Regions from separate parts of the Homo sapiens genome. Here region 1 is linked to region 2. The links are chromatin loops, found by intact Hi-C in ENCODE. Cell type or tissue: CD14-positive monocyte. All regions are shown on one strand. Each heading gives the region's core, and the rest is flanking DNA. Links, peaks and the distances in the headings are about the cores only. Region 1 holds the start of LOC124905054 (a long non-coding RNA gene). Region 2 has its middle 40 kb from the start of HSPA13.

Region 1 (16,915 bases), core at 5,945-13,944, 320 kb before region 2:
GTAAAAGCATTAATCCCATTTATGAAGGCTTGGCTCCCATGACCTAATTGTCTCCCAAAGGCCCCACTTCCTCATACCATTATCTTGGGGGTTAAGATGACAACAAATCAACTTTGAATGCACACAAACATTCAGATCACAGCAATAGTATTCTTTATGTTTTTATGTATTTACCTTTACCAGTGAGCTTTGTATTTATGTATGCTTTCATGCTGCTGTTTAGCATCCATTCATTTCAACTTGATAAACTCCCTTTAGAACTTCTTGTAAGGCGGTCTACTGATGATGAATTCCCTCAGCTTTTCTTTATCTGGGAGAGTATTTTTCCTTAATTACTAAAGGATAGTTTTTCTGGATACAGTATTCGTGACTGGCAGGTTTTTTTTCTGTCAGTGTTTTGATATATCATCCCACTTCTCTTCTGTCTTGGAAGGTTTCTTCTGAGAAATCTGGTGTTAGTCTCTTGTTCATAACAAGTTGCTTTTCTCCTGGTGCTTTCAAAATTGTTTTTCTTTGACTTTTGACAATTTGATTATGATGTTGCTTGGTGTGTATTTCTTTGAATTCATCTTAGTTGGAGCGTGCAGAGTTTCTCAAATCTAGATGTCCATTTCCATCCTTACATTTGGGAAGTTTTCAGCCATTATTTTATTAAGTAATGTTTCTGCCCCATTCTCTCTCTCTTCCCCTTCTGAAACAACAATAATGCAAATATTGGTCCATTTGATGGTGCCTTGTATGTCCCTTAGGTTTTCTTTATTCTTTGTCATTCTTTTTTCATTTTGAGCCTCTAGCAGATAATTTCACATGACTCATATTCAAGTTTGCTGATGTTTTCTTCTGAATATCAAGTCTGCCATTAAACTTCTCTAGTGAGTTTTGCAGTTTATTTTCTTTTTCAGCTCCAAAACTTCTTTTTTATATTTTCTGTATCTTTCTTAATACTTTATTCTGTTCGTTTGTTATTTCTTTGAGCTCAGTGGGCATCTTTATGACAATTATTTTGAATTCTCTTTCAAGTTGTCCACATACCTCTTTGTAGATCCAGTTTCTGGAGATTTAGTTTATTCCTTTGATTGAGCCATGTTTCCTTGTTTTTTCATGCACCTTGTGGCTTTGTATTAGGATCTGTCACTTCTCCCAGTCTTCAGACTGGCTTTGTTTAGATAAGACTCCCACTAAGTAGCCCATAAAGAGATTCTGGAATCCTCTGAAACTTTTTGGGGTATCTGGGCCTGTGCATGCAATTTCTCAGAGAGGCTTACTGTGTTTTTTGTTTCCCCTCAGGAACTCATTATCTTTTCTGATGTCTGTCTGTGCCACCACAAGTTATCTGGTTCTACAGCTGCAAGTTTCCCACTCTCTTTTGTTGTCAGTGGCTGGCAAATATCCAGGGCATGCAAGCTTCCTATCAGTACACTGAGTAAGGTGAGACAGATATCAGTTTCTCAGAAGCTGGTGTTCCAAGAAGCTAGAATGACAGACTCATTTCTCGCTCCTTTCTCCTTCCCTCTTGAAGGAGAAGCCTTGAGTTGTGCATCTTCTCTTGATTTTACTGAGGTATGGTAGCTATAGCAAACTGCCTACTGCCTTTTTTTTTAACTTTTGCTCTCAGTGGCTCCAAGGCATCGAAACTATGCTAGTTCCATGAGTGCTCCAAGTGAGGCAAGACAGAGACTAGTCCCTTGGGCAGCCCTCTGAAGAGCCAGAATGCCAACACATGCTCCACTCTTCTCCCTCCTTGCCAAGGAAGAAGTCTTAACTTGTGCACTTCCTCCCCCAATTGTGCCATGCTGTGCCAACCATATCAAGCCACCTGCTGCTTTCCATTGTCCTCAGTGACCCCCAGACATTCAAATTATGCTAGTTCTGTGGGCACACCAATCAAGGAAGTAAGAGACCTGTTTCTTGGGCAGCTCTCTGAAAAGCTGGAATGTTGGAGGCATGCTCTATTCTTTTCTCCCAGAGGAAAAAGATGTGAAGAGGCATTCTGTCTTGGCACTGAGCTGTGCTAACTTGGGGGAGAGGCTGATGCAGGTAAATGAAATTGCTCTTCTTAACTCAATTCAATTTGACTATTCTGTACTTTGTGCACACTTGGAATACTGCAACATCTTAATTGAAGTCTGGAATTCATATAAAAATGTTTAGTGTGTACATTTGTGAGCAATTCATGTTTCTGTGTGGGAATGAAGGCTGGGACTTCCTATTCAGCCATATATAGTTAATTATGTGGATAACTAACTTTATTCAGATCACTCATGTTATCAAGAAACTATCCATTAACAAAATTCTCACTTGAAAAGTATTTTTCTGGAAAAAATACTTTTTTATTTAGTGTCTAGGTGTACAATCTCTACTTGGTATGGAGGAAGTCTTGTTTACATTGAAATGCGTACTATAAATAGGATATAAGTAGATAAAAGGGGGCTATATCTTGGGCTCTTCACTTGGAAGCTTTAATTTCAGCAATTTGAACAGATCTCTCATTGTTCTGAAACATCCCTCTCCCAGGAGAAGATGGTTGGGTTTAGTGTAGGGGTGAAGACATGTTCAGAAGAGGGAATTTTTACTTAGGGATTGCAGAGTTAAGGTTTTAACAATATATTTCCAACTTTGATGATGCAACATACAATTTTTGTCATTTTAATGGAAGACAATAAATTTTATGTCCAGATATTCAGAGAAGGGAGGAATTGTTATTTTGTTTGTGTGTATTTTCCTCTTTCTCCTTTGCTCCCCTTCTTGCTGGGAGTTCCCATACCCATTTCCTTCATATTGGTCTACTTGTTGCCATCTCTTCCTGTTGAATGCTTTCATGAATTCTATATTTCCCCTTGTAGATTGTCATGCAAGCACTGCTTATTATTTCTTGTTTATCTTTCTTCTCCAGTGACCATTGTGTTTTCCTTTTCTCCTTTATCTGACCCTTCCTTTCTCTTCTTTAGAATAGTTGCTTACTGCTTACAGGAGTGCTTTGAATGCTAATGCTATAATTCAGACACTGATTTTTAAACAGAATCCAAAGATTACATTTGAGGCTGGCCTGACTCAGTATCTGCCATATGCCACTAAAATAGTCTATTGTTTATTACTGTTTTATTGTGTTCTTATACAGTTTTATACTGCTTGGGTGTGATCTGGCACTGTTAGCTTTATCCACTTCAAAATTAACCAAGCCATCTGGAGGAGTATAATTTAGAGGGGGAGCACATGGGTTTGTGAATGCTGACATCTTGATTGTGCTCTGAGGGTGTCTCTTATGTTTCTTCATACTCCAGTTTCACCCAAATAAAGCACAAAAATTAAATCACACATCTACTCGCACTTCCCCACATATACATTTTGCAGGCTTCACTGAAATATCAAGAGAACGAAAACAATAGTCTTTTGAGTTCCTTTAAATCATAACAAGTTTGTGGTATTTAAATATATTCAAGCATGAAGTGATATTAAAACAATGCCTTGATAGTTTTTTCCCAGTATAGTTTCTCATATTTTTTCTCATTTTATTGCCTAAGTATTTTATTTATTTGTTTTCTCCCTCCCTTTCTTCCTCTTTTTTCCTTCCCCTTTCATTCCTTTCCTTTCTTCTCCTCTTCTCTCCTTTCCTGTTCTCTCCTCTCCTTTTTTTTCCTTTTTTCTCCTTTCATCTACAAATTCTTGTGAAGCAAATTGTTAGCCAGAGTCAAAGATTTCAGTGATGAACAAGATAGGCAAGGAGATGTTTGATAGGAGGACACACACAATATATAGACATAAATAATAAATAATATATATTATTTTCTATACTTAGTTAAACGAAAATAAGTTATAGTTATTTGAAAGAGATTGGTAAATGAGAGTAAGGTAGCTATTTTTCTATAGAAAGTAAAGTAAGGCATCTCTGAGCAGGTAGCATCTGAGCTGACACCTAAACAACAAGAAATATTCAACAACAAGAGGACCTAGAACTCAGTATTTCAGGCAGACAAACAGCAAATGTGAGCTTCACAGGGTTTAAGAACAATCTAGGAACAGTGAATAAAAGGAAAAAGGAAAAGAAAGGAGTTTAAAGAGGTAGGCAGGGTTCCGTTCATGTTCACAATGCTGAAGGTCACGAGGATGGGGTTAGATTTTATTCCAATTGTAAGAAGAAACTATTGGAGGATTTTAGGCAGGGAAGCGATGTGATTTGATTTATGTTTTAAAAAGATCACTATGGCTTCTGCATAGTGGATGAGGAAAACAAAGCAAGACACATTAAATGGTTTGTCCTAGACTACAAGGTAAATCACAGAACAAGAACTGTCTTCTGACTCCAAATCCAGCCTTTTTCATCATTTACCTTGTGACCTCATCATTTTCTATTTTTTAAAAATCATTTTGTCCTCCAGACATGATCTTCATTTCTACCTTCTCAGATTATTCTAGCAGTTACTAAATTACGTTTTTATTTATTCTTCTCACAGATTGACCTTGCTAGGTTATAGAGGCATGTTCTATCGTCTTTATTAAGGTATGCCATTTAGTGAGGGTATGCTTAGTGCAGGTTGTATGTATAATTAAATGTACAATTATGATCCTACAATAAAACACAACAGATTAATAACTTTCCTACTGAGAGGAAACTGAAAAGTAGGACAATAGTAAAGGAAAACTAATTCTTTATGTTTGTAAGTGATTTTCATCAATGGCTTCCACTAATTCTTTTCAATTTTCCAAATAAATAAAACTTAAGTAACTTTTAATTTTCTTTTATAAAGTCAACTCTTGTCTAGAGAAATTTGGGGGTGAGGGGGATAATCCATGCATAATTTAAAAATGGAAATTTTAGATGAAGGATGGATACTGTGTTTCTGTCTTAATTTAGATAAAGTGAAACAATAAAACTGTGACCAGTCTTTGCATTTATTATTTTTTTCATTAATTTGTTTACTCATTCATTTCTTCATTCAAAAAAACTTTACCACATTCTTATGTGCCAGGCATGGAAACTCTCATGTATTTGACTTGTGACATGCTATTCTTTCTTCCTTTGTCCATTTCTTATTCCATTGGATAATTTACTTCCCTGACTCTTTCATGTGTCCTAGTAGTTTAGCTGTGAAGTCCATCTTGCATATCTATGCAGATTAAACTTGTATAATCATGTTTTCCCCTGTCAATCTATTCCTATGCTTCCTGAGCTCCCTGTGCCCACCCTCCTTTCCTTTTGTTGGAGCAACTTGATCTTTACTGACACATTCAAGCCCAGTTCATTCTCTGAAACTTGTCCTGCCCTTAGTCTAGGGTATTTAAGGAATCCTTTATGAGTAACTTGCAGGACATGACATCAAAAGTCAACATTACTGCTAATTCTGCTTGTGGGTCCTTCGTTTTCTGTTTGAAATAATGATGCATTTTCTTTTGTCATTGGTTAGTTCTCCATTTGAAATTCTGTTTTCTCCTAAGTAAAGCATTTCATTAGGCTGATAATCCCAGCTTGAACTGTAGTCTCCGATCTGGGCCAGACTTCTCCATCTAGTCTCTGCACATCATTTACTTTGAACACTTCTGTCTATGTTTGTTTCACTACAGAGATATTACCTTAGGTGAGACACTATTTCTTGCCTGTATAAGCTGAGAAATACTCTAAGGTATTTCTAGACATTCATCTCCTACTCAGAGGAATTCACTACAATCTGTTCATCTTCCTAGTTCCCTCACCATACAGACACTGACATCTCTAAGGTCACAAATTAATTTCTTTTTGGCATATTCAATGGGCTTTTATCAAAGCCTCCCCTATGTTAGAATCTCTGCACATTTATCTTCTGTAACTCAGTTTTTTGCTGGTTCTCATCTCTCCTCTGGATCCTTCATGGTTTTCTTCTATGTGTTTTTTCCTTTAATATTGATGTTTTCCAGGCTTCTGTCTCTAAGTCATTGGTCAAAATATTTTTTATTGATACACGATAAATTTAAATGTGTTTGTGGTACATGTGACATTTCGATACATTCACATAATGTGTAATAATCAAATCAGGGTTATTTGGATATCCATCACCTTAAACATTCATATTTTCTTTATGCTGGAAACATTGTAATTATTCATCACTACCTCTTTTGAAATGTACAATAGGTTACTGTTTACTATAATTACTGATTTACTTAATACGAGGGATTATTTCTTCTATCTGACTATATTTTTATACCTCACTTTATCCCTTTCTTCTCCCTACCCGCTTGTCATTTTTAATACTCTATGGGTGATCTTGTCCAGTCTCTTGTTTCAACTGCTATACAGCCCAGCCTTAATCCCCATGCTCTAGATTTATATATTCAAACTTCCGTCAACCACTTACCATCACGTTGATCCTAATAGTTTGAAATCTGAATGTGTCATCTTCCCTCTAAATGGCTCCTCTTCCTGAATTGCTGTCTAATCCTTTTCCTCTCCCACAGTTCCATATCTACCCATCCATAGTTCTAATACTTTTAATGCTTAAGTGTTTCTCCACTTTTTCTGCTCTTTTTCTTTTATCCCCACTAGCTAATTCTGGCTGGATCATCATAGCTGTTTTTACTACTCTCTCTGCCTCTAGTTTTGTCACATTTAAGCCTGTCTTCTACACCTCTGCTGCCTAAGCTATCCCTTTCCACTGCCCCTATTGGCAGCTATCTTGTAGTCATCTTCAGCTCAATGCCATTTCTCCATTTATTCCAAGATGACCACTATGATGCTGGAATTCTTGCCCAATCTCTCTCTGCCATGCTGAGTTAGGTGTCCTTCAGCTATACTCAAAGATATTATGTGAATATCTATATTATCTTAATTACCTGTTTATATATCATACCTTCCTTTGCATTTTCAATGTTACCTTGCCTACTACTCCTCACAAAATACAACTCAGGTATTACTTGTGGGTTGCTTCATTTTCCAGTAAGTTTATTTCAATAAGGAGGTAATATGGATGCTGTTAGTATCTTGGCACTTATTTTTCTTATTCTTTTCTTTTTTTAGAAGGTGTTTCACTCTTGTTGCCCAGGCTGAAGTGCAATGGCACGATCTCGGCTCACTGCAACCTCCGTCTCCCGGGTTCAAGTGATTCTTCTGCCTCAGCCTCCCGAGTAGCTGGAATTACAGGCATATGCCACCACACCCAGCTAATTTTCCATTTTTAGTAGGGACGGGGTTTTACCATGTTGGTCAGGCTGGTCTTGAACTCCTGACCTCAGGTGATCCACCTGCCTTGGTCTCCTAAAGTGCTGGGATAGCAAGCATGAACCGCTGCGTCTGGCCCATTTTTCTTATTCTTAAACATCCTACTAAACATTTTGGAGCTAGTTGTATTAGGAGGTTTATTTTCTATGTGGATGGAGCAGTTTAAAAAAGCTGAAATAAGTGAAATCTTCCAAGTGATTTAAAAAATTTTTAAGCCCATGTTTCTACCTACTAAAATTCAAAAATATTTACTATAGAAGATGACTAGTCTTCTTTATGACAGTTATTTTAATTTAAAAGGAATTAAAAGGATATAACTTTTCTTGAAACATTTGCACTTAATCATGCTGTCAATTCATTATATGATTTTGGATTACTTGCTTAATGTTTCTATTTCTTCTCTGTTAATACTAATTACTCCTAATAATTATAAGAATTGTTATTGTATCCAATTTAGAAATCCTGTTATGGAAGCTATTTTTATAGTGTATTATGATTAATGCATACAATGTCCATGTAAACTTTCAATTTTTAAATGTGACACTACTTATCTATTGAACACTTACCATGTGCTAGGCACTGTTCTTGAATGCTTTATGCATAAAAGCACATTTAATCCCATCATAGCCAATAAAGTATTATTACCTTGATTTTACAAATGAGATAACTCAGATATGCAGACATCGAGTAACTTGGCCAAGTATACGTGTTATGGATTGAATTGTGTCCTCCCAATATTCATGTGTTGAATCACTAACCCCTAATGTGACTATATTTGGAGACAGAGTTTTTAAGGAGGTTAATAAGTTAAATGAGGTCACAAGTGTGGGGCTATAATCCAATAGGACCAATGACCTTCTAAGAAGAGGAAGACACACCAGGCATGCACACGCACAGAAAAGAAGACCATGTGAGGGCACAGCAAGAAGATGGCCATCTGCAAACTAAGAGGAGAGGCCTCATTAGAACCTAACCCTGCACCATGATCATGGACTTCCAGCCTTCAGAGTTAGGAAAATAAAATTCTGTTGTTTATGCCACCAAATCTGTGGTATTCGCTTATGAAAACCATAGAAAATTATACAATACCCAACAAGCAAATAGCAGAATGGAATTAAACCCATAAAGGATGGCTTCAAAGGCAATGCTTAACCACTATACTGCCTTTAAAAATTGTCCTAACAGTTCAACTTCAATTACAGAAAGTTTATAATAATTAGATGTTAATACTTTTATGCTTAACTTTATATTTCTATTTCAAATGCTTATTTCCTTTTCAATAGTTAATATTTTCTGGACAGCAATTCTGGACTATTTTCTAAATTCTCTGTTTTCTAAATTCTTATGTCATGCCCTCTGTCATAAGAATGTTTATACCCTATGATCTTCTAAAAATAAATCCTTAAAAGATGATATGGTTTGGCTATGTGTCCTCACCCAAATCTCATGTTAAATTGTAATCCCCATTGTTGGAGGATGGACCCAGTGGAAGGTAATTGGATCGGGGGGTGGATTTTCCCCTTGCTGTTCTCACTATAGTGAGTGAGTTCTCAGGAGATCTGGTTGTTTAAAAGTGTGTAGCACTTCCCTGTTTGCCCACTGTCTCTCTGTCTCCTGCTCTGACATGGTAAGACATGTTTGCTTCCCCTTCACCTTCCACCCTGATTGTAAGTTTCTTGAGGCCTCCCAGCCATGCTTCCTGTACAGCCTATCGAGCTGTGAGTCAATTAAACCTCTTTTCTTTATAAATTACTCAGTCTCACATAGTTCTTTATAGCAGTGTGAAAATGAACTAACATAAAAACTTAGTACTAGAGGAGTTGGGCATTGCTATAAAGATACTTGAAAATGTGGAAGTGACTTTGGAACTGGATAATGGGCAGAGGTTGGAACAATTTGGAGGGATCAGAAAATGACAGGAGGGTGAGGGAAAGTGCAGAACTTCCTAGAGATTTGTTGAGTAGTTTTGACCAAAACACATATTGTAATATGGACAATGAAATCCAGCTTAAAGTGGTCTCAGATGGAGATGAGGAACTTATTGGGAACTGGAACAAAGGTCATCCTTGCTATGCTTTAGCAAAGAGACTGGCAGCATTTTGCCACTGCCCTAGAGATCTATGGAACTTTGAACTTGAGAGAGATGATTTGGGTTATCTAGCAGAGGAAATTTCTAAGCAGCAAAGCACTCAAGAGGTTATCTGGCTGCTTCTAAAATCCTATGGCCATTTGCATAAGCAAAGAGAATTTGTATTTAAAAGGGAAGAGGAGCATAAAAGTTTGGAAAATCTGCAGCCTTACCAAGTGGTAGAAAAGAAAAATCAATTTTCTGGAGGGAAATTCAAGCCTGCTACAGAAGTTGCATAAGTAAAGAGGAACAAAATATGAATAGCCAAGACAGTGGGGAAAATGTCTTCAAGATATTTCAGAGACCTTTGTGGCAGCCCCTCCCATCACAGGCCTGGAGCCTTAGGAGGGAAAAAAGGTTTCATGGGCCAGGCACAGGGCCCTGCTGGTCTATGCAGCCTCCAGACATGGTACCCTGTATCTCAGCTGCTCCAGCTCTAGCCGTGGCTAAAAGGGGTGAAGGTACAGCTTGAGTCATTACTTCATGTGTTGTTGGACCTGTGGGTATACAGAAAGCAAGAGGTGAGGTTTGGGAGCTTCCACCTGGATTTTAGAAGATGTATAGAAATTCCTGGATGTCTATTCAGAAGTTTGCTGCAGGGGCAGAGCCCTCATGGAGAACCTCTACTAGGGCAGTGCAAAGTGGAAATGTGGGGTTGGAGCCACCACTGAGTCCTCACTGGGGCACAGCCTAGTGGAGCTGTGGGAAGAAGGCCACTGTCCTCCAGACCCCAGAATGGTAGATCCAATGACAGCTTGCACCACAAACCTGGAAAAGCCATAGGCACTCAATGCCAGCTTGAGAAAGCAGCCGCAGGGGCTAGACACTGCAGAGCCACAGGGGCAGAGCTGCCCAAGGCCTTCGGAGCTCACCCCTTGCTTCAATATGGCCTAGATGAGAGACATGGAGGCAAAGGAGGTTATTTGGGAGCTTTAAGATTTAATGACTGCTCTGCTGGGTTTCAGACTTGTGTGGGGCTTGTAGCCCCTCTTTGTTTTGGCCAATTTCTCCCATTTAGAGCAGGAATATTTACCCAAAGCCTGTGCTCCCATTTTATCTTAGAAGTAACTTGTTTTTCACTTCACAGGCTCATAGGTAGAAGGGACTTGGCTTGCTTGTCTCAGACGAGACTTTGGACTTGTACTTTTGAGTTAATGCTGGGATGAGTTAAGACTCTGGGGGACTGTTGGGAAGGCATGATTGGTTTTGAAATGTAAGAAGGACATGATATTTGGGAGGGGCCACGAGTGGAATAATATGGTTTGTTTCTGTATCTCCACTCAAACCTCATGTTGAATTGAAATCTCCAGTGTTGGGGGAAGAACCTAGTGGGAGGTGATTGGATCACGGGGGCAGAATTTCACCCTGTTGATCTCATGACAGTGAGGTAGTTCTCACAAGATCTGTTTGTTTAAAAGTGTGTAGCACTTCCCCCTTAGCTCTCTTCTCTCTCTCTGTCCTGCTCTGCCATGGTAGATGTGCTTGCTTTCCCTTTGCCTTCTGCCATGATTGTAAGTTTCCTAAGGTTTTCCAGCCATGCTTCCTGTACAGCCTGCAGAACTGCTCTTTCCTTTATAAAATACCCAGTCTCAGGTAGATTTTTTGTTTTGTTTTGTTTTGTTTTGTTTTGTTTTTTTGAGATGGAGTCTCACTCTGTTGCCCAGGCTGGAGTGCAGTGGTGTGATCTTGGCTCAATGAAACCTCTGCCTACAGGATTCAAGCGATTCTCCTGCCTCAGCCTCCTGAGTAGCTGGGACTACAGGTGCATGCCACCACACCTGGCTAATTTTTTTATATTAGTAGAGACAGGGTTTCACCATGTTAGCCAGGATGGTCTTGATCTCCTGACCTCATGATCCGCCCGCCTTGGCCTTCCAAAGTGCTGGGATTACAGGCGTGAGCCACTGTGCCTGGCCAGGTAGTGTGAAAATAGACTTATACAAAATTTTACTCCATCTAATTACCGTGTCTTTTGATTGCGAATTTAATCCATTTACACTTAAGATAATTATTGACATGCAAGAACTTACTGTTGCCATTTTATTACTATTTCCTTTGTTCTCTTCTACCAATCTTGCTGTCTTCCTTTGTGATTTGTCTTCCTTTGTGATTTGTCTTCCTTTGTGATTTGTCTTCCTTTGTGATTTGTTGAATTTTTATAGTGTTATGCTTTGATTCCTTTCTTTTTATCTTTTTGGTATCTTCTAGAAGTTTTTTCTTGGTGGTTACCATGGAGTTTATGTGTAACATTTTAGGGTTATAACAGTCTATTTTAAGCTAATAACAGCTTAACTTCAATTGCATACAAAATGTCTACACTCTCACTCTGCACCCCCACCATATTTTATGCTATTTATGTCACAACTTATATCTTTTAATTTTATAAATCCATTAACAAATTGTTGTAGCTATAGTTACTTTTGATATTTTTGTCTTTTATCTTTTATGCTAGAATCACAAGTTATAGTCTTTGAAAAAAAATTAGTAGATTCAGAAATTTTTCTGAGCGAATTTTGAATTCCTCCAAATGAACTCTGTCAGTTTATTGTGAGACAGCATCAAGCTGCTCTAGGCTCTACAGTTCTGGAACACTAGTAGTTTCTTATTATCTCAGTGAATATTGTATTTAAAACTAAACCTAAAGGGGGACTTCTGTGTTATTTTCTCTTTCAGATCGTGTAGACTTCAATTGGCAGAGTTACTCAGTATTATTTACTTGGAAAATCCTCTGTAACCTAAAAGTCCTAGCTCTCCTGACACTAAGGATGACAATGGAACACTTAAATGGTAGCTGCCTATGAAGGGCTGTCCCTCTACCCCCTTGTTCCCTCTGAATCTGAAGCTATTAGCCACTTACAATCTTAATAAACTAAAATTTTTTTGGATATTTGGATTAAATTTTTCTAAAGTATTTAATGGGGAAGAATAATATACTGCATTTAAGAGTTTAAGTATACCTTTTTCATGGTCTATACCCTAGAAAACAAATTATATGACTCTTTTTAATGTGTTCTTTTCATACAATATAACAGTGAGCATCCCACCCCTCATTTCTTCCTTATGGCATGCATTTTTGAAAGCATGTAGTTTGTTTTTAATCATATATAGTGTTACTTGAAGAAACTTACTCTTTGCCTATGCTCACCTCCAGCATTTTAAATTCATAACCTTAATGCTACCTTAATGTTGGCTTTCAAAATTCCAAAGTACTGTAAAAGAGAGCAAGAAAGCAAAAAATAAAATAAAATATACAGAAATAGGGAAGGAAATGCAACCAGTTTGGAGAGAAAATAGGGCATGAGTGTGAGATATGTAATAGTAATCTCTAAGATCCAGCTGTAAAATGACATGATTGAATATACAATATACTGGTGATTGAAAATATCATATATTTCACATTAAGACAATTAAACATAGATATGGGGTTAATTTTATTTCTTTTCCTTCCAGGAGATGCATATATCTGTAGAGTTTTTATAGAAAGAAAACAGAGAGAGGAATCAATCCACACTCTAATACTCTTGTTTCTAAGTAATCTAATGACAACTCTTATAATTAAGTTTTTTTAAAAAAAGTCAATGTACTGAAATGGGAATCATGAGATCATCCAGCCATTTAACATCTCAGTTATATAAGTGAGACTTCTTCTTAAATTAATTAACCAGTGAGCGTACACACAAAAAGCACAATGAGTCAAATCTTTTCATCATGAACTTAGGTTAGCTGCATAGTTTTGAGCTTTTTGGAAACTTGCCAAAATAAGTTTTTACATATCACATTATAAGTTGGAAAAAAACTAGCATTACAGAGTAGCCTCGCTGAAATGAATTTTCAGGTAAAAACAAAGGATTAAATACAATAGTTGGTGAGGAATTTGCTGAACCTTCTTGAAATTTATTTCTTCAAATTTTTAATTCATTCATTCAATATATTTGAGTGTCCATCATTTATTAATAACCTATTAGTTCATATGTTGTTTAGCCGTATTAATTTTTTAAAATGGACTTTACTTCATTATTTGAAATATTTAAGGTGGGGTATACTAATTGGGAAGGGGATTTAAGTGTGATTACTGGGTAAAGCACTTGACTTATCAAATACAGCTCACCCAGTACACAGTGCAAATAACACACAATTAAATACTTCAATCATAGAAAGTGACTTAGATAAGCAGAGATCAGAGAAACAACTGATATGGAATTATTTGTTACACAGAAATTCTATAAGCAAATCAAACAAGGATTGATTTCCTAGTGAATATCTGCTAAGACATGGGGATAGCTTTATCATATAGAATTATTTTAATGGAAATTTCAAGATTTTAAGCTAGAACACAAGCAGAGAGGTAGCGGAAACTTCCAGGAACTTGGAACTAATAAGAGTACCTTTTGTTTATAGAATGTGTACTTTACAAAATGAGTTCACACTCATGGTTTTAACAACACTGCGAAGTAGGCATTGGGAAAGCTAAGCCAGAGATTTTAATTAGGAAGAACAGCATGGGGTAATTTGGTAGTTTTAAAATTGTATTCTAGATCAGTGCTTCTCAAGTTCACTGTGTACACATACCACCTGGGGATCTTGTCACATGGTAGAGTCTGATTCACTGAACCTGGAATGGGGCCTGAGATTTTTCAAGGCTTTCATGCTCTCAGGTGATGCAAATGGCCACTTCAAGGAGGAGCTTTGGAAGAGTCCTAGGAGTCAGAGTTTTTATTGCCTTGTGGGGCTGGGAAGGGAGGTGGGAGAAGTCAGGTGAAAGTCCCTAAGGCTCTTGCTTCTCTTCACCACAATGATATCATTTCGATCTGATAATATATTAAAGTTGCACATGGGGCTTTACTTGAAGAATTTTTTGTTATAGTTAATACATTTTTTTTTTCAGTCTTTGAAACCAAAAAATTGTTTTCAAAGTCTTGGGGGAAAAATCACTAGGTTCCCATCATGTCTCCGGCAGTATCTATCCTGTCTCACTGAGGGTGTTTGCTCTTCTCTAAAGTGAGTGAAATCAAAGACAAAATCTCCAAGACAATAGCCACCAATATTATAATTTCTATATCACTTCTAAAGTAAAACTGCTAGTAAGTAGTAAATCAGAGGTTAGCTGCAGGTCTTCCATGTCCAGGGCTTTTGACACTGCACCACGTGTTTATTCAGATATTTCTATCAGTCAGGAAACATATCTGGCACTCTTGTTCATGATGAGTAATAGAGGAATCATTGCCTTTGCTAGAGGATTTTATTAAAAAAAAAAATTAGAGGGTAGTAACACCTATTGGAAAAGAGAATGTGATGAGAAAAGAGAAATGCCTGCCCCTTCCTATTTATAGGTGATTCTTGGTTATCTGGGAAGGTGCAACATCAACGAATCATAAATATGGAATGGGAGGGATCTGGAAGATTTTCTAATTTGAGTATAGTATTGTACTCACAGACGTTAAGGAATTAGTCCCATGGTGACCCAGATAGTTAGTGGCAAATTAGAGTAGGCCTTGGATCTCCTGATTCTTATATGAATTCTTCTGCATCTTTTTTAGTCCTATAACAAATCTCCCACCAGTACTGGTAACATAAAGTCACTGTGTTTGGTTGAAGGTTTCATACATTTTGTTTTTTCCTTCACCCCCTGCCTACAATTCTCCTACTAGGCCTGTTATTTGATGAAGATGATATAAATAGAAGCAGAGCAGCACATAGTGTGACCACGAAAGGCCAAAGAGCACATACTGGAGACCTGAATGTCAACCAAACTGCATAATCCCTGTTTATCTTCATTGTAGAAATTGCCATAACCGTGAGTTCTTTAGATTCTTTGGTGTTCTTAGTACATCCTAATGCAAGAACCTCTCACTGAGATCGTAGGTAAGGAGTAGAATTTTGTGATAGGCTAATGTGAAGCCATGGTGAAAATAAAAGATAGCATTGAAGGAGCTTCTGTATATACAATAAAAAAATTTAATTCAATATTTAAAAATTTTGTTATTAATATACTTATTACTTCAGCAAAGTAGACAGTATTTATTGAGTAGTACCTAGTAGACACTGTTCTAATGCTTTATAGATCTAACATCTTTTAATTCTCAAGTGCATCCAGTTTCAAGTGCGTGTATTGACAGAGTGATAGCTAAAAAATATGGAAAAGACATTTCACTCATAGGCTTCTGTCACTACCAGATTGATTTTTCACTGACTCTACAGTTGTTCGTCTGACTGCACCTAATCATGTGGTTTCTCAGGCATCCTGTGACCCATCTTGGTCTGTCACTTGAGACCTCTCACCTTTTATCTGGTCTTGAAATGTACAGCCTGCAAAGGCCTCTGAGATCTATGTTTTTTGTTGTTGTTGTTTGGTTGGCTTTTTAGGACACAAAGAACTATTTAAAATCCATCACTATTTTCTGTTTCTGTTTTTATTTTTTTCCATACAACCTCTAGATCAAGTGCAAACAACAGAGTAAATTTTATTTTATGTGTACTAATTCTCAATTCAGTATTTTTGACATCAATGGTTGAAGTGTCCTAGATTTAGTTGTTATTGTTCCACTTTAATTTTTATTTGCTACAGGAGCATCATGGTTCAGGTTAAGAGATCAAACTAGTTGCTTTATCAGATACACCCTTACATTCTCTTTCTCATGCAATACAGATCTGTCAGCCACAAATGTTAAACCTAAAATATCTACCATATGTTTTCTCTGGAAAAAGGAGTTCTATGAGGTTGAGAACTGCTGTGTAAAACACTGTATATTACTAAACTGTCAGAATGTCTATGAGTTTTCTATCTCAAGAATACTGGTATTAGAGAATACCAGTCTTCCCTCCATGAAAGTTATTGTACGTAGGTTTTACCTAGGATATACCAGGGACTCAAGATTTGCACTAAACACAACAGATGATCCTGCCTTCATGGAGATAACATTCCAGTAAGAAGATATACATTATAATTGTATGGACATGGATCATATTCTTCTTAGTCCTCTCCCTGTTTCCATCTGCTTTTTTGATAATAAGACATTTTATTTCCACAAATAAAATTTCCCTGAAGACTCCAGGAATATTATCAGGTTATCTGTAAGATTCATTTGGAATTTACACATTTGTCATCTTGTGTTGTCGTCTACCTTTTAAAAAATGTGCAAGTGTCCACGTATGTTTATTGCAGCACTATTCACAATAGCAAAGACTTGGAATCAACCCAAATGCCCATCCATGATAGACTGGATAAAGAAAATGTGGCACATATACACAATAGAATACTATGCAGCCATAAAAAAGGATGAGTTCATGTCCTTTGCATGGACATGGATGAAACTGGAAACCATCATTCTCAGCAAACTAACACAAGAACAGAAAACCAAACACTGCATGTCCTCACGCATAAGTAGGAGTGGAAAAATAAGAACACATGGACACAGGGAGGGGAACATCACACACTGGGGCCTGTTGGGGGGTGGGGGCTAGGGAAGGGACAGCATTAGGAGAAATACCTAATGTAGATGAAGGGTTGATGGGTGCAACAAACCACCATGGCACATATATACCTATGTAACAAACCTGCACGTTATGCACACGTGCTCCAGAACTCAAAGTATTATATATAT
Region 2 (16,915 bases), core at 2,917-10,916:
CATTTTTACATCTTCTTTGGAGAAATGCCTATTGGGGTACTTTACCAAATTTTAATTAGATTACTTGTTTTTTGCTATTGAGTTGTGTGAACTCCTTACAGATTTTGCATATTAACCCTTCATCAGATATACAGTTTGCAAATATTTTCCCCAATCTATAGGCTTTTTCATTTTGTTGATTATTTCCTTTGCTGTGCAGAATATTTTTAGTTTGATGTAGTCCCATTTGTCTGTTTTTGCTTAATCCCACTGGTTTATTTTTGTTTTTGTTGCCTGAGCTTTTGCTGTGATATCTAAAAACTTATTGACAAGACAGATGTCAAGAAGCTTTTTCCTTATGTGTTTTTCTTGGAGTTTTGCAGTTTACAGTCTTATGTTTAAGTCTTTAATCCATTTTGAGTGTGTTTTTTTTTTGTATGGTTTAAAATAAGTGTCCAATTTCAGTCTTTTACACGTGAATATCCAGTTGTCCCAGCACCATTTGTGGAAAATATTGTTCTTTCCTCATTGTATCTTCTTGGTGCCCTTGTTAAAAATTTGTTGACCATATATGCTTGGGTTTATTTCTGGGTTCTCTATTCTACTCCATTGGCCTGTGTATGGGCTTTTATACAAGTAGCATACTCTTTTTATTATAGCTTATTAATAGAATTTCAGGTCAGAAAATCTAGTGCTTCCAACTTTGTTTTTCTTTCTCAACATTGCTTTGGCTATTTGGGGTCTTTGGTGGTTCCATACAAATTTTTCTATTTAGGTGAAGAATGCCATTGGAATTTTGATACGCATTGCATTGAATCTGTATATAGTCAGCCCACTGTATCTATGGGTTCTATACTTGAAGATTCAACCAACCACAGATCAAAAAATATTCAGAAGAAAATACATTAAAAAATAAGACATTTTAAAAATACAGTATAACAACTATACTATTTTCATGTCATTTACATTGTATTAGATATTATAAGGAATCTAGAAATGAGTTAAAATATTAAAAAAGGTGTGTAGGTTATGTGAAATACTACTACATTTTATAAAAGGGACTTGAGAATCCAGAGATTTTGTTATCCACACGGGGTGTCCTGGAACCAATCCCCCATGGATATTGAGGATAACTATAGTTCTTTGGGTAATGTGGACATTTTAACAGAATTAATTCTTTCAGCCCATGAACATGAGATAGCTTTCCATGTATTTGTGTCTTTAATTTCTTTCATTAGTGTTTAATAGCTTTCAGTGTACAGATTTTCCATCTTTTTGATTAAACTTATTTCTAAGTATTTTATTCTTTTTGATTCTATAGTAAAAGGGATTATCTTTATCTTTTTTATTTGTTTTTCTGATAGATCATTACTGGTATAAAGAAATGTAACTCATTTTTGAATGTCAATTTTGTATCCTGTAAATTTACTGAATTCATCTGTTTTAAGTGTCTGTGTGTGTGTGTGTGTGTGTCCTTTAGGTTTTTCAACATATAGGATCATGTCATCTGCAGATAGAATAATTTTACTTCTTTTCCAATCTGGATATCTTCCATTTCTTTTTCTTGTCCGATTGCTCTTGGTAGTATTTGTTGAGAGTTTTTATCAAGAAAGGATGTCGAACTTTGTCGAATGCTTTTTCTGCATCTACTAAAATAATCTTATGAGTTTTGTCTTCCATTCTGTTAATGTGAGATATCGCATTGATTGATTTGAATATGTTAAACCAATCTTAGATACCAGGGATAAATCCCACTTGGTCATAATGTATAATCTTTTCAATATGTTGTTGAATTTGGTTTGCTACGATTTTACTGAGGATTTTTGCAACTGTGGTCATCAGAGATATTGACTTGTAAGCTTTTTTTTTCTTGTAGCGCTTTTGTCTGACTTTAATATAAGGATAATGCTGGCCTCATAAAATGAGTTTGAAAGTATTCCCTCAAGTTATATATTTTTTGAAAGAGTTTGAGAAGAACTGATATTAATTTTTTCAATGTTTGCTAGAATTCAGCCATTACGCCATCTGATTCAGGAATTTTCTTTGTTGGAAGGTTTTTAATTACCACATCAATCTCTTTATTTGCTATTACTCTGTTTAGGCTCTCATTATTTTCCTGATTCAGTTTTGGTGGGTTGTATGTTTATACAAATTTATTTTTTTCTGCAGATTATCCAATTTAATGGCATATAATTAATTGCTCATATTTGTCTCTAATTATCCTTATTTCTAAGGCATCTATTATAATGTCTTCACATTCATTTCTGATTCTATTTATTTAGTCTTCTCCCTTTTTTTTTTTTTTGGCTTAGTCCAGAACGGTATGTATATATTTTATTTGTTCAATAAATCAACTCTTAGTTTTATTGATTTTTCTATTTCTATATTCTTTTGGTTTATTTTGCTCTGATAGCTATTATTTTCTTTTTCATGCTTACTTTAAGTTTAGTTTGTTCTTCTTCTTCTAGTTCCTTGAGGTATAACATTAGGTTTTTCCAAATCTTACTTTTCTTTCCTTTTTTCTTTTGAGATGGATTCTTGCTCTGTCGCCCAGGCTGCAGTGCAGTGGCGCTATGTTCGCTCACTGCAACTTCCGCCTCCCAGGTTCAAGCGATTCTCCTGCCTCAGCCTCCTGAGTAGCTGGGACTACAGACGCGTGCCACCACGCCTGGCTAAGTTTTTGTTTTGTATTTTTGGTAGAGAAAGGGTTTCACCATGTTGGTCAGGATGGTCTTGATCTCACCTCGTGATCCGCCCACCTCGGCCTCCCAAAGTGTTAGGATTATAGGCGTGAGCCACCACGCCTGGCCTAGATGTTCCTACTTCTTAATGTAGACAATTACTGTTATAAACTTCCCTCTCAGAACTGCTTTTGCTGCATCTCCTAGGTTTTTGGTATGTTGTGTTTTCATCTTTTTTTGTCTCATAAGTTCTACAAATTTTCCTTTCTATTTCATCTTTGAACCATTGGTTGTTCAGAAGCATGCTGTTTAATCCCCACATATTTGTGAATGATATGGTCTGGCTGTGTCCCCACCCAAATCTTATCTGGAATTATAATCTGAATTATAATTCCCACATGTCAGGGGAGGGAAGTGATGGAAGATGATTTGATCATGGGGGTGGTTTCCTCCAGGTTGTTCTCATGACAGTAAGTTCTCACTAGATCTGATGGTTTTATAAGTGGCAGTTTTCTCTGTGCTCTTTTGCTCTTGCCTGCCACCATGTAAGACATGCCTGCTTTCCCTTCTGCTATTGTTGTAAGTTTCCTGAGGCCTCCCCAGCCATGTGGAACTGTAAGTCAGTTAAACCCTCTTTATTTATAAATTACACAGTCTCAGGTAGTATCTTTATAGCAGTGTGAAAAGGGACTGATACAGTGAATTTTCTGGTTTTCCTCTTGTTACTGATTTCAGTTACATACCAATATGGTCAGAAAAGACACTTGACATGACTTCAATCTTCTTAAATTTCTTCTTTAAAAAACAAATTTGCTAACATTTGTTTTGTGGCTAACATGTCTATCCTGGAGAATGTTTCATGTGTGCTTGAGAAGAATGTGCATTCTGCTAATATCGGGTGGAAGGTGTGGTATACCTCTATTATGTCCAATTTTTCTAAACTGTATGTCAAGTCCAATATTCCCTTATTGATTTTCTGTCTGGGTGATCTATCCATTGTTGATAGTAAGATATTGAAGTCCCCTACTGTCATTGCATTGCTGTCTATTTCTTCCTTCAGATCTGTTAAGATTTGCTTTATATATTCAGGTGCTCCACTTATGGGGGCATATTTATTTACAATTGTTATATCCTCTTGATGAATTGACACCTTTATTATCATATAATGTTCTTCTTTGTCTCTTGTGACAGTTTTTAACTTAAAGTCTATTTTGTCTAATGTAATTATAGCCACCTTTTGGTTATCATTTTTCATGAAATATATTTTTCCATACCTTAACATTGAGCCTACGTATGTCTTTAAGATTAAAGTAAATCTCTTGTAGGAAGCGTACAGTTGGGTGTGTTTTTATTTAAACCATTTGGTCATTCTGTGTTTTGTTGGATAATTCAATCAATTTACATATAAGGTAATTATCAGTTGGTAAGAACTTACTGCTGTCACTTGTTAATTGTGTCTTGTTGCTTTGTATATACTTTGTTTCTTCCTCTCCTGCTATATTTCTTTGTGATTTGATGATTTCATGTGTTGCTATTTTTGTAATCCTTTTCCTTAATCATTTGTATATCTACTTTAGTTGTTTTTTTTTTGTGGTTACCATGAGGCTTGCATAAAACATTTTATAGTTATAACAGTCTATTTTATGCTGGTAATAAGTTCAATCACATAAACTCTATACTTTTAATCTCCTTTCATACTTTATATTTATTATGTTAAAATTTACATTTTTTATGTTATGTATCCCTTACCAAATTATTGCAGCTATGGTCATTTCTAGTAGTTTCATCTTCTAATCTTATATTGGAGATAAAATTGATCTACACTCCATCATTACAGTATTACAGTGTTCTTTATTTGATGATTTATTTACCGGTACCAGTGATTTTTAAAAAATTTTTGTGGGTACACAGTAGGTGTATATATTTATGGGTTATATGAGATGTTTTGATACAGGCATGCAATGTGAAATAAACACATCATGGCAAATGGGGCATTCATCTTCTCAAGCATTTATCTTTTGAGTTACAAACAATCCAAATATACTCTTTAAGTTATTTTAAAATGTACAATTAAGGTCTTATTGACTATAGTCACCCTTTTGTGCTATCAAATTGTAGGTCTTATTCATTCTTTCTCACTATTTTTTTGTACCCATTAACCATCCCCACCTCTCCTCCAACCCCCCACTACCCTTCCCAGCTTCTGGTAACCCATCCTTCTACTACTCTCTATGTCCATGAGTTTAACTGTTTTGATTTTTACATACCACAGATAAGTCAGAACATGCAATGTTTCTCTTTCTGTGCCTAACTGATTTCACTTAACATAATGGTCTCCAGTTCCATTGAAGTCGTTGCAAATGACTGGATATCATTCTATTTTTATGGCTGAATATTACTTCATTGTTTTTATTCATTCATCTGTTGATAGACACTGAGGTTGCTTCCAAATCATAGCCTTTGTAGACAGTACTGCAAAAAACACAGGAGTGTAGATATCTCTTCAATACACTGATTTCCTTTCTTTTGGGCATATACCCAGCAGTGGGATTGCTGCATCAGGTGGTAACTCAATTTTCAGTTTTCTGAGAAACCTCCAAACTGCTCTCCATAGTGATTATACTCATTTACAACCCCAACAATGGTGTACAAGGGTTCCATTTACTCCACATCCTCGTCAACATTTGTTATTGCCTGTCTTTTGAATAACAGTCATTTTAACTGGGGTGAGATGATATCTCATTGTAGTTTTGATTTGCATTTCTGTGATAATCAATAACCTTAAGCGTTTTTTCATATGCCTGTTTGCCATTTGTATGTCTTCTTTTGGAAATGCCTATTCAAATCTTTTGCTTAATTTTCATTATTAAATTTTTTTTTCCTATAGAGTTGTTTGTGCTTCATATATTTTCTGGTTGTTAATTCCTTGTCAGATTGGGAATTTGCAAATATTTTCTCCCATTCTGTGGGTTGTATCTTCACTTTGTTGACTATATCCTTTACTGTTCAGAAGCTTTTTAACTTAATGTTTTCCTATTTCTCCATTTTTGCCTTGGTTCCCTGTGCTTATGGACCACAACTCAAGAAATCTTTGCCCAGACCAATGTCATGGAGATTTTCTCCAAATTTTTCCTGTAGTAGTTTCATAGTTTGAGGTCTTAGATTTAAGTCTTTAATCCATTTTGATTGTATTTTTTAATGGTGTTAGATAGGGGTCTAGTTTTATTCTTCTGCATACAGATATCCAGTTTTCCTAGGACAATTTATTGAAGATACTGTCTTTTCCCAGTGTATGTTCTTGGCACCTTTGTCAAGAGTGACTTACTCTAGGTGTGTAAATTTGCTTCTGGGTTCTCTATTCTGTTCCATTGGTCTATGTGCTTATCTGTTTGTTTTTATGTCAGCACCATGCTGTTTTGGTTACTATAGCTCTGTAGTATAATTTGAAGTCAGGTAACAAAATTGTCCCAGTTTTGTTCTTTTTGCTCAGGATAGCTTTGGATTTTCTGGGTATTTGTTGTTCCGTATAAATTTTAGGACTGTTTTTTCTATTTCTGTGAAGAATGTCATTGATATTTTTATAGATATTGCATTAAATCTGTAGATTGTTTCAGGTAGTATGAACATGTCAACAATACTGATTCTTCCAATCCATGAACATGGACTATTTTTCCACCTTTCAGTGTCCTCTTACATTTATTTTATCAGTATTTTATACTTTTCATTATAGAAATGTTTTATTCCTTTGGTTAATTCCTATCTATTTCACTTTACATGTGGCTATTGTAAATGGGACTGCATTGCTTTAGTTCTCTTTCATAATGTTCACTGTTGGCATGTAGAAATGGTACAGATTTTGGCCAGGCATGATGGCACACACCTGTAATCTTAGCACTTTGGGAGGCCACAGCAGGTGAATCACTTGACCTCAGGAGTTTGAGACCAGCCTGGGCAACATGGTGGAATCTCATCTCTACAAAGAAAAATAAATAAAATAAAATAAAATAAAATAAAATAAAATAAAATAAAATAAAAATACATATATATATAAAAGCTGGGTATGGTGGTGCACACCTGTAGTCTCAGCTGCCTGGGAGGCTAAGGTGGTGTGAGGGTCACTTTAGCCTGGGAAATCAAGGCTGCAGTAAGCCAAAATGGCTACTGTACTCCAGCCTGGGCAACAGAGTAAGACCCTGTCTCAAAAACAAAACAAAAAGTACAGATTTTGGTTTGTATATTTTGTATCTTGAAACTTTGCTAAATTCCTTTTATCAGTTCCAGTAGTTTTCCTGTGGAGAATTTACGTTTTTCCAAATATAAGATCCTATCATCTATAAACAAGGATAATTTGACTTCTTCCTTTGCAATGTGGATGTTCTTTATAGCCTTCTCCTGTCTGATTGCTCTAGCTAGGACTTCCAGTGTTATGCTGAATAACAGTGGCGATGGTAGGAATTCTTGTTGTGTACCAGATCATAGAGGAAAGGTTTTCAGTTTTTCCCTATTCAGTATGATACTATCTTGGGTCTGTCATATACGGCTTTAATGTTGTTGAAGTATGTTTCTTCTGTTCCCAGTTTTTTTGAGAATTTTTATCATGAAGGGATGCTGAATTTTATTAAATTCTTTTTCAGCATCAATTGAAATGATCCTATGGTTTTTATTCTTCATTCTGCTGATATAATGTATCACATTGATTGATTTATGTATGATGAACTATCCTTGCATCCCAGGGATAAATCTCACTTGGTCATGATGAAAGATCTTTCTAATGTATTGTTGCATTCAATTTCCTACTATTTTGTTGATTTTTGCATCAATATTCATGAGTGATATTGGCCTGTAGTTTTCTTTTACTGATGTGTCTTTTGTCTGGTTTTAATATATTATAATACTGGCCTCATAGGATGAGTTTGGAATTATTTCCTCATCCTCTATCTTTGAGAAGAGTTTGAGTGGGATTGGTATTAATTCTTCTTTAAATGTCTGGTAGAATTCAGAGGTAAAGCTGTCAGGTCCAGGGCTTTTTTTTTTTTAATGGGAGACTTTTTATTCCAGCTTCGGTCTTGTTACTTGTTATTGGTCTGTTCAGGATTTGAATTTCTCACAAGTTCAATCTTGGTAGGTTGTATGTATCTACAAATTTCTCCATTTCTTCTAGAGTTTCCAATTTATTGGCACAGAGTTGCTCATAGTAGCCACTAATGATCCTTTGAATTTCTGCCATATCCGTTGTAATGTCTCTTTTTTTCATTTCTGACTTTATTTATTTATTTGGATCTTCTGTCCTTTTTCTTAGGATCTTCTCTCTTTTTTCTCAGTCTGGCTGAAAGTTTGTCAATTTTGTTTAACTTTTTAAAAAACCAACTTTTTGTTTCATTGATCTTTTGTATTTTTTTATTTCAATTTCATTTATTTCTGTTCTCATCTTTTCTGCTACTAATTTTGGGTTTGTTTTGCTCTTTCTTTTCTAGTTCTTTAAGATGAAACATTAGATTGTTTATTTGAAGTTTTTCCTCTTTTTTGATGTAGGCACTTATAGCTATAAACTTCCCTCTTAGTACTTATTTTGCTGCATCCCATAGGTTTTGGTATGTTTTGTTCCCATTATCATTTGTTCCAAGAAACTTTTCAATTTCTTTATTAATTTATTCATTGGCCCATTGGTCATTAGGAGCATATGGTTTAATTTCCATGTACTTGTATAGTTTCCCAAATTACTCTTGTTATTAGTTTCTATTTTTATTCCATTGTTGTCACAGAAGATGCTTAATATTATTTCAATTTTTAAATGTTTTAGGATTTGTTTTGTGACCTAACATAGGGTCTATCCTTGAGAATGATCTATTTGCTGAGGAAAAAATGTTTATTTGTCAGCTCTTAAATAAAATGTTCCTTAAATATTTATTAGATCCATTTGATCTATAGTGCAGATTAAGTCTAATGTTTCTTTGTTGATTTTCCATCTGGAAGATCTGTCCAATGCTGAAAGTGAGGTGTTGTAGTCTCCAACTATTATTGTATCAGGAATTATCTCTCTCTTTAGCTCTAATAATATTTCCTGTATATATCTGGGTGCTCCCATGTTGGATGCATATATATTTAAAATTGTTATATCTTCTTGCTGAATAGATCCCTTCATCATTAAATCGTGACCTTCTTTGTCTCTTCTTATAGTTTTTGTCTTGAAATCTATTTTGTCTTATATAAGTATAGTCACTCCTGTTGTTTTTTGGTTTCAATGGCATGGAAGATCTTCTCCTATCCCGTTATTTTCGGTCTATATGTTTCTTTATAGGTGAAGTGTGTTTGTTGTAGGAAACAGACCAAAGGGTCTTGTTTTTTATCCATTCAGCCATGCTATATCTTTTTATTGAAGAGTTTAGTATATTTACTTACACTCAATGTTATTATTGATAAGTAAGGAATTACTCTTGCCATTTTGTTGTCTGTTTCCTGGTTGTTTTATGATCTTCTCTTCCTTTTTTCTTTCCTTCCTGTTTTGCACTAGTGAAAATAACTTTCTCTCTGGTGATATAATGTAGCTTCTTGCTTTTTATTTTTTGTGTATCCATTGTATGTTTTTTGGTTTGAGGTTACCAAGAGGCTTGGAAATGCTATCTTATAACCCATTACTTTAACCTGATAACAACAATGCTATTTGTATAAACAAGCAAAAAGAAAATGAATAACTCTATGTCTTAACTTCATCCTCCTGTTTTGTGACTTTTTGTTGTTTCTATTTATATCTTATTGTACTGACTATGTCTTGAAAAATTGCTATAGTTATTATTTTTATTGGTTCATCATTTAATCTTCCTCCTTAGGATAAAAGTAGTTTACACACCACAGTTACTGTGTTATAATGTTCTGTGTTTTTCTGTGTACTTACTGTTACCAGTAAGTTTCGTACATTCAGGTGATTATTTATTACTCATTAATGTCATTTTCTTTCTGATTGAAGTACTCACTTTAACATTTCTTATAGGACAGGTCTGATATTGATGAAATCTCTCGGCTTTTGTTTGTCTGGAAAAGTCTTTATTTCTCCTACATGTTTCAAGGATATTTTCACCAGATATACTATTTTAGGGTAAAAGTTATTTTCCTTGAGCATGATAAATGTGTCATGCCACTCTCTCCCGGCCTGTAAGGCTTCCACTGAAATGTCTGCTGCCAGACATATTAGAGCTAAAAGCAGCAAGAGAAAGGAAACAAATGACATAAACGTAATCTTAAGTTATATGTTTCTTTTCTGATTGTATGTTACTTGTTTCTTTTCTCTTGCTGCTTTTAGAATTCTTTGTTTATCCTTGACCTTTGGGAGTCTGATTATTAAATACCTTAAGATAGTCTTCTTTGGGTTAAATCTGCTTAGTGTTCTATAACCTTCTTGTACTTGCATGTTGATATCTTTCTCTAGGTTTGAAAAGTTCTCTGTTATTTTCGCTTTGAATAAACTTTTTACTCCTATCGCTTTCTCTACCTTCTCCTGAAGGCGAATAATTCTTAGATTTGCCCTTCAGAGGCTATATTCTAGATCCCATAGGTGTGCTTCCCTGTTTTTTATTCTTTCTTCTTTTGTCTTCTCTGACCATGCATTTTCAATAGCCTGTCTTGAAGGTCACTAATTCTTCTGCTTGATCAATTCTGCTATTAAAGGACTTTGATGCATTCTTCAGTATGTCAAATGCATTTTTGAGCTCCAGAATTTCTGCTTGATTCTTTTTAATCATTTTAATCTCTTAGTTAATTTACTGAATAGAATTCTGAATTCCTTCTCTGTGTTATCCTGAATTTATCTGAGTTTCCTCAACACATCTATTTTGAATTCTCTGAAAGGTCACGTCTCTGTTTCTCCAGGATTGGTCCCTGGTGCCTTATTTAGTTTACTTGGTGAGATAAGGTTTTCCTGGATGGTGCTGATGCTAGTAGATGTTTTTCAGTGTCTGGGCATTAAGGAGGTTAAGTATTTATTGCAGCCTTCACTGTCTGGGGTTATTTGTAGCTGTTCCTCTTGGGGAGCCTTTCCAGATATTTGAAAGGACTTGAGTTTTGTGATCTAAGCTCAATCTTCTTTAGGGGACTCCCCAAGCACAGTAGCACTGTGGTTCTTGCAGACTTGTAGAAGCACCTCCTTGGTTATTTTCGACTGAATCCAGGAGAACTCCCTGGATTACCAGTCAGAGATTCTTGTTCTCTTTTGTTACTTTCTCCCAAACATACAGAGTCTCTCTTTGTGTTCTGAGCTACCAAAAGCTAGAGGGGGAGTGACACTGGCACCCCTGTGGCTATCACTACTATGACTGTGCTGGGTCAGACCTGAAGCCAGCGCAGCACAGGGTCTTGCCCAAGATCTGTAACCACTCCCCAGCTACTTCTTGTACTGACTCAAGGCCCTTGGCCCCTACAATGAGTAGACGGCCATTCCAGCCAGGCCTGTGTTCTTCCCTTCAGTGTGGTGAGATCTCTGAGGCCCCAGGTGGATTCAGAAATGCCATTTGGGGGTCAGGAACTAGAGTCAAAACCTTTGAAGTCAACCTGGTCTTCTATCACATTGCAGCTGATCTGGCACTCAAACCACAAGATGCAGTCCTTCCCACTATCTCCTCCCCTTTCCAAAGGCAGAGGAGTTTCACTCTGTAGGCACTACCACCCCAAGTCACAGGGAGTACTGCCAGACTACTGCCAATGTTCCCATAAGGCCCAAGGTCTCTTAAGTCAGCTTGTTGTAAATGCTGCCTGGACTCTCTTCGGGGAAGTGGGCTCCCCTCTGGTCCAGGGCAGGTCTAGAAATGCCATCCAAGAGGCAAGTCCTGGAATAGGAGACCCTTAGAGCCTGCTTTGTGCTCTACCCCCCTGTGGCTGTGCTGGTACCTAAAATGAAAGACAGAGTCCCTTTACTTTTCCCTCTGCTTTTTGCAAGCAGAAGGAGTTTCTCACAAAACAATAGCTGGTAATATCCTGAGTCTTACCTGAAGCCAGCAAGTCTCAGAGGTTCACCTGAGACCTCAATATAGTACCTGGGACTTTCTGCTGATTATTCAGGGTCCAAGGGCTCTTCAGTTAGCAGGTGATAACTATTGCCACGACTGAGTCCTTTCCTTCAATGTGTCTGGTCCTCTTGTGGCCCAGGGTGTGCCTAGAAATGTCATTTGGGAGCTAGTTCCTGGAACAGGGGCCTAACAACTCTGGCTGGTGCCTTATCATGTTGTGGCTGAGCTGCTATCCCAGATGCAAGACAAAGTCCTCCCCACTCTTCCTTCTCTTCTCCTCAACTGGAAGGAAGGGGTCTCTCTTCGAACCTTGAGCTGTGCAGCCTGGATTATGGGTGGGGGGACGCCAGCACTCCCTTAGCTGCCCCAGCTGGTGTCTCAGTATGTTCTATGCCCACTCAGTTCACTGCCTCTGGGCCTAGTTCAGCATTAGGACTCGCCCAAGAGTTGCAGTCCTTATGGACTAGACTGCCTTTCAAGTTTACCTGGAGTTACTCAGCTACACTGAGTGCTGTAGCTCTCAGTGGTGAGGTTTTCAGGCACTCAAGTTCAGAATGCTGGGGTCAGTGATTCTCTTCTGGCTCAGGCTAGTTTAAATGCTCCCTCTGTGGGCTAACATCGACTAAGTTTGGTTCGGATTTCCTTTCTTCTCTAATAGTACAGCACTGAGTTCAATGGCTCACAATTGCTGTGTTCTTCCCCCATCACCCAGAGATGCTGTCTGCATCACTTTGCCACTGCCGGGGGTTACATAAGGGTGACATCAGTGGTTTAGGACAGCTTTTTCTATCTCTTCAGTGCCTCTTTCTGCTATATGATGTGAAAACCAGGTACTGTGAGTGCTCATCTGATCGCTGGTTCTTAGAAAGGTGTTTTTTTCTCTAAAGACACTTATTAACTTGCTGTTCTTGCAAGGGTGTGTGCGGTCAATTGGTGGAGCTTTCTTTTCTGTCATCTTGCTCCTACCAAGGAATTTTATACATCATATATCTTCATGTTAGTTGTTAGTGTCCTATAATTTCTGCTTGAAGAATTCTGTTAGCATTACTTATGAGATGGGTCTAGTGGTATTGAACTGTCTCACTTATTGCATGTTTGGAAAAGCTTTTATTTCTACTTTATTTTTGAAGGACATCTTTGTTAGAGGTAGTCTTTTTGGTGGATGATATTTTCCTTTTAGCACTTTGAATATATCATCCCATTGTCTCCAGGCTATAAGGTTTCTGCTGAAAAATCTGCTTATACTCTAATAGTCATTCCTCTGTATGTGCCATGTCACTTTTCTATTGCTGTTTTCAAATTCTGTCCAACTCTTGACAATTTAATATAACGTGTCTTATTAACTCTTGACAATTTAATATAACGTGTCTTATTAACTCTTGACAATATAATATAATGTGTCTTATGCTAAAGGACTCTTTGTGTTGAACCCATTTGGGGACTTTTGAGTTTCACAGTTTGGGATGTCCATATCTCTCCCAAAATTAGAAAGTTTTCAGCCATTGTTCTTTAAATAAACTTTGTTGCCCTCTCTCTCTCTTCTCCCTCTGAGATTTCCATAATGCATACATCAGTTTGCATAGTGGTGTCCCATAAATCTCATTGAATTTCTTCACTTTTTTCTTTTTTCTTCTCTAACTAGATACAGGTTGAGTATCCCTTATCTGAAATTCTTAGGAACAGAGTGTTTTGAATTCTCAAGACAATTGAAAGGGTGAGACACTTGCATGGGGTTCATCCTTGCAAGAACACCAAGTTAACAAGTATTTCTTGGATTTTGGATTATTTGCATTATACTTACTGGTTCAGCTTTCTTAACCCAAAAATGCTAAATCCTAAATGCTCCAATGAGTGTTTCTCTTCAGCATCATATTGGCACTGAAAAAGTTGCAGATTTTGAAGCATTTCAAATTTAGGATTTTCAGATTAGGGATACTAGACCTGTAATTTCAAATGACATGTCTTCAAGATTACAGATTCTTTCTTTTGCTTGATTAAGTCTGCTTTTCACTCTTGTATTTTTCATTCCATTCATTGTATTCTTCAGCTCTAGAATTTCTGTTTGGTTCTTTTTATAATTTCTATTTTAAAAGAAAATTATTTTAAATTCCTTTCCAGACAATTTTAAAATCTCTGTTTCTTTGAGGTCAGTTACTTTAAAGTTATTTTGTTCCTTTAGTGCTGTTGTTTCCTTGCATTTTCTTGTTTCTTGTGATTTTGTGCTGATGTCTATGCATTTGATGGAGCAGTCATCTCTTCCAGACTTTAAAGACTGGTTTTAGTGGGTAAAGACTTTCACCTGCAGGTGGGTGCAATGGCACTGATTGGATAGCTCTGGTTCTAAAAAAATGTAGCAGTGTAGTCTCTGTGTGGCTCCATCAGCTGAGGTCAGCATTAATGAAGACTGCAGAAGCATCAACAGCTAAAGTTTCAGGTGTTTGTGGCAGTGGCATTGGCAAAGTGGACTGTTAGGGTCCTCAGTAGCAAAGACTCTTGGAGTCCTCTCGCCCTCCTTTTCCCTACTGGGGGGAAACCAAGCCAAGAGGATCCCTTTTGGTGTCAAGTCTAATGTGGACTGCAGGCAGCCACAGTGGCACTAGGTTCCAGGATACAGGTGCTCAGAGCCACTGCAGAGCTGGCTTCCTGGGCTCAGGCACTTGTGAACTGCCATGGCACCTGGGTCCTGGAGAGCAAATTGATGTACCAAGGCATTGGCATGCACTTATCACCCATGTTGCCAGGGTCTAGGACTTTGGAGCTTATTTCAGTGGCTTGGGCCTGGGGATATATGATATAATGGTGGCTTGAACCCTGAGAGACAGGCACAGAAGCAGCACAGCCTAGGGGTAAAGGGGTCCTCTGGCCACTCAGGTCCTGGAGGGTGGGGCACAGCAGCAACTCTAGTTCCATGGATGTCAGGGCACAACCGTGATTCTGGCCCAAGGGGCAGGGAGCAGCATAGTAGCACTTGGGCACCTGGGGAGACACATTACTGTGTTGGCCCAGGCCTTAGAGCAGCAGTGAGACCCTAGGGACTTGTGGACATAACAGTGACTTAGGCTTCAGGGTTGGTATGGCTCCACAGCAGCTCTGCCCCAAAGGCCAGGGCACAGTGGCAGTAAGGCCCATGGAATTGTGGGGTACAGCTGTAGCTCAGGCCCTGAGAGCCAAGTGCAGCACGGTGGTGACTCCAGTCTCTGTGAAGGCAGAGTATTGCCACAGAAAGGGCTACGAAGGATGGAGCTCAGTTGTGCTAAGCCCCCTGGTATGTCAGGACACAGTGGGAACTCTGGCTCTGAGGGGCATGGTACAGCAGCAACATGACCCCAGGATGGACACGACCCTGTAGGAGCTCAGCCACAGAGGGTGGGGCACAATGGTGACTCAGACTCCAGGCAGTCAGGACACAGCACAGCAGTAACTCCAGTCCCTGGGAAGATGGGATACCAAAGAAGCTCAGGCCCTGGGAACAGTGCACAGCACAGTAATGGCACCAGTCCCTGGGATGGTGGGATGCAAGAGAACCTCAGGTTCTAGGAGGTTGAGCACAGCATAGAGGCAACTCTGGTCCCTGGAAAGGTAGAATGCCACAGCAGCTCAGGTCTTAAGTCATGGGACAGCACAGCGTGACTCTAATTCCTGGGAGGCAGGTGGTAAAGCAACTCAAGCTCCTGGGTGTAGGTCTCAGTGCAGTGGCAACTCCAGTCTCTAGGAAGGCAAGGTGCCTCAGCAACCCACACCCTGGAGAGACAGGGCACTGTGGCAGCAAGGCTGCTGAAAAGGTAGGGCACAGTGGGGACCCAGGCTTATGGCAGCAACCTAGGCCCAGAGAGAGTGGCGCGCTGGGCAACCCAGGCTCCAGGTGGTGGGATGCGGTGACAGTAAGACCCTAGGCGTGTAGGGAAACAATGGCTACTCAGGACCTAACAGCAGGGTGCAGCACAGTGGCAACTCCAATTCCAAAATGTCATGAAACCACGGTAGCTCAGCTCATGGGACAGAAGGCACAGTCTTGGCTCTTTCTCATGGGTAAGTGTAGCAGCATGGACTCCAGGCAGCTCCCTGTGTTGGGCTCAGGACTGGTGAAGACTGCAGGGGTATCCATTGGTGAGCACTGCTGGTGTCTGTGGTAATAATGAGGGCGACTGGGATCTTCCTTCTCACCCTTTCCATGCAGAAGGAAGTACCTCTTGCCTCTGAGATAATCCAGACTGGGCAATGGAGTGGCCCAGACAAGGTGTTTCCCACCCTATTCTATGCAGCCATGCTAGGTTGCTCTGCTCCACAGGGTTTGTGCTACTCTTTCGCTATATTCCAGAGCTCCCCCTTCGTTATTTTATTTGTCATGTAGTTGTTTATTCATTATTTTGTGAAAGAAATGAGAATTAGGACCTCCTTGTTTGATATCTTGCAGATATTATTTCCTTTTTCTTCTTTTTGAATAAACCCAATTGATAAATGGTTTTGTTTTTTCACCTCTTCTTGAGGTATAAACTACATATAGTACATTAAATTTTAGAAATTGTAGCATACAATTTTTATATGTCTATATACCTGTGTAACCACCACACTGATCAAAATATAGAACATTTATGAGCCCAGCAAGTTTCCTTGTTGTCCTTTCCTGTCAACACTTTCTGCAAAAGTAACAAAAGTATTCTCCCCTCTACCATAGTAGATTAGTTTTCCCTGTGTTTAAGTCCATTTTGTGTTTCTATAACAGAATGCCTAAAGCGAGATGATTTATAAAGAACTTCTTTTATAAATAATTTATAAATAAACTTCTTTTACCTTATCAGGTAAAAGATAATCTATAAAGACACTTCTTTTACCTTATCAGTTGTTCTTAGGAACAAGTGAAACTTTTATTTCCAATAAATTCTATTTGATTTTTTTAAAGCAGTATTTTCTTCCTATTGCTTCAATTTCTTTGTTTGCATCTTAAAACAGAACCTTATTCTACAGTCTTCTCAGATTATTCTATTATACAAAATTCTAGAAGTTCTACTTCCCCTTTTTTTAAATCTCCTCTTGTGTTTTGAGCTATTTTGCGGGAGGATTTCCATGTGACCTGAATCTTGTACTCTAATTCCAGCATAGTTTCGCAAAGCCTTCTGCAAGAGATTCAAGAGTATCCCCCACCCAAGACCAATTTTTATGTTAATTCTTCAGCTTGGAGTGTCAGTGTCAGCAGTAAAGTGTAAATTTGGCTCCTTAATTTGTAAGCTGTAGAACCAGGGGTTTGATTTCTCAGAAAAG

The links. A loop is a pair of places that touch in the nucleus more often than their neighbours do. Peaks named below come from ENCODE experiments on the same cell type or tissue, not always from the same donor. Only the 100,000 strongest peaks of a DNase experiment are listed, where the experiment ranks them.
Region 1: it touches region 2 in a loop (2.1-fold over the local background); 2 of 110 quality-filtered maps call a loop at or near these places.

The regions. Positions count from the first base shown.
Region 1 is chr21:14,738,446-14,755,360 of GRCh38, reverse strand. It overlaps LOC124905054 (a long non-coding RNA gene), which reads left to right and starts at 10,872. Exons shown (of 2, transcript XR_007067926.1): 1 at 10,872-10,907; 2 at 11,988-12,199. In CD14-positive monocyte, for the core only: no CTCF peak of the experiment used is centred there; no DNase peak of the experiment used is centred there.
Region 2 is chr21:14,415,096-14,432,010 of GRCh38, reverse strand. No RefSeq gene overlaps it. Among named protein-coding and RNA genes, the nearest start is that of HSPA13, 40 kb to the right of the region's middle. RefSeq lists an enhancer at 16,623-16,762. In CD14-positive monocyte, for the core only: no CTCF peak of the experiment used is centred there; no DNase peak of the experiment used is centred there.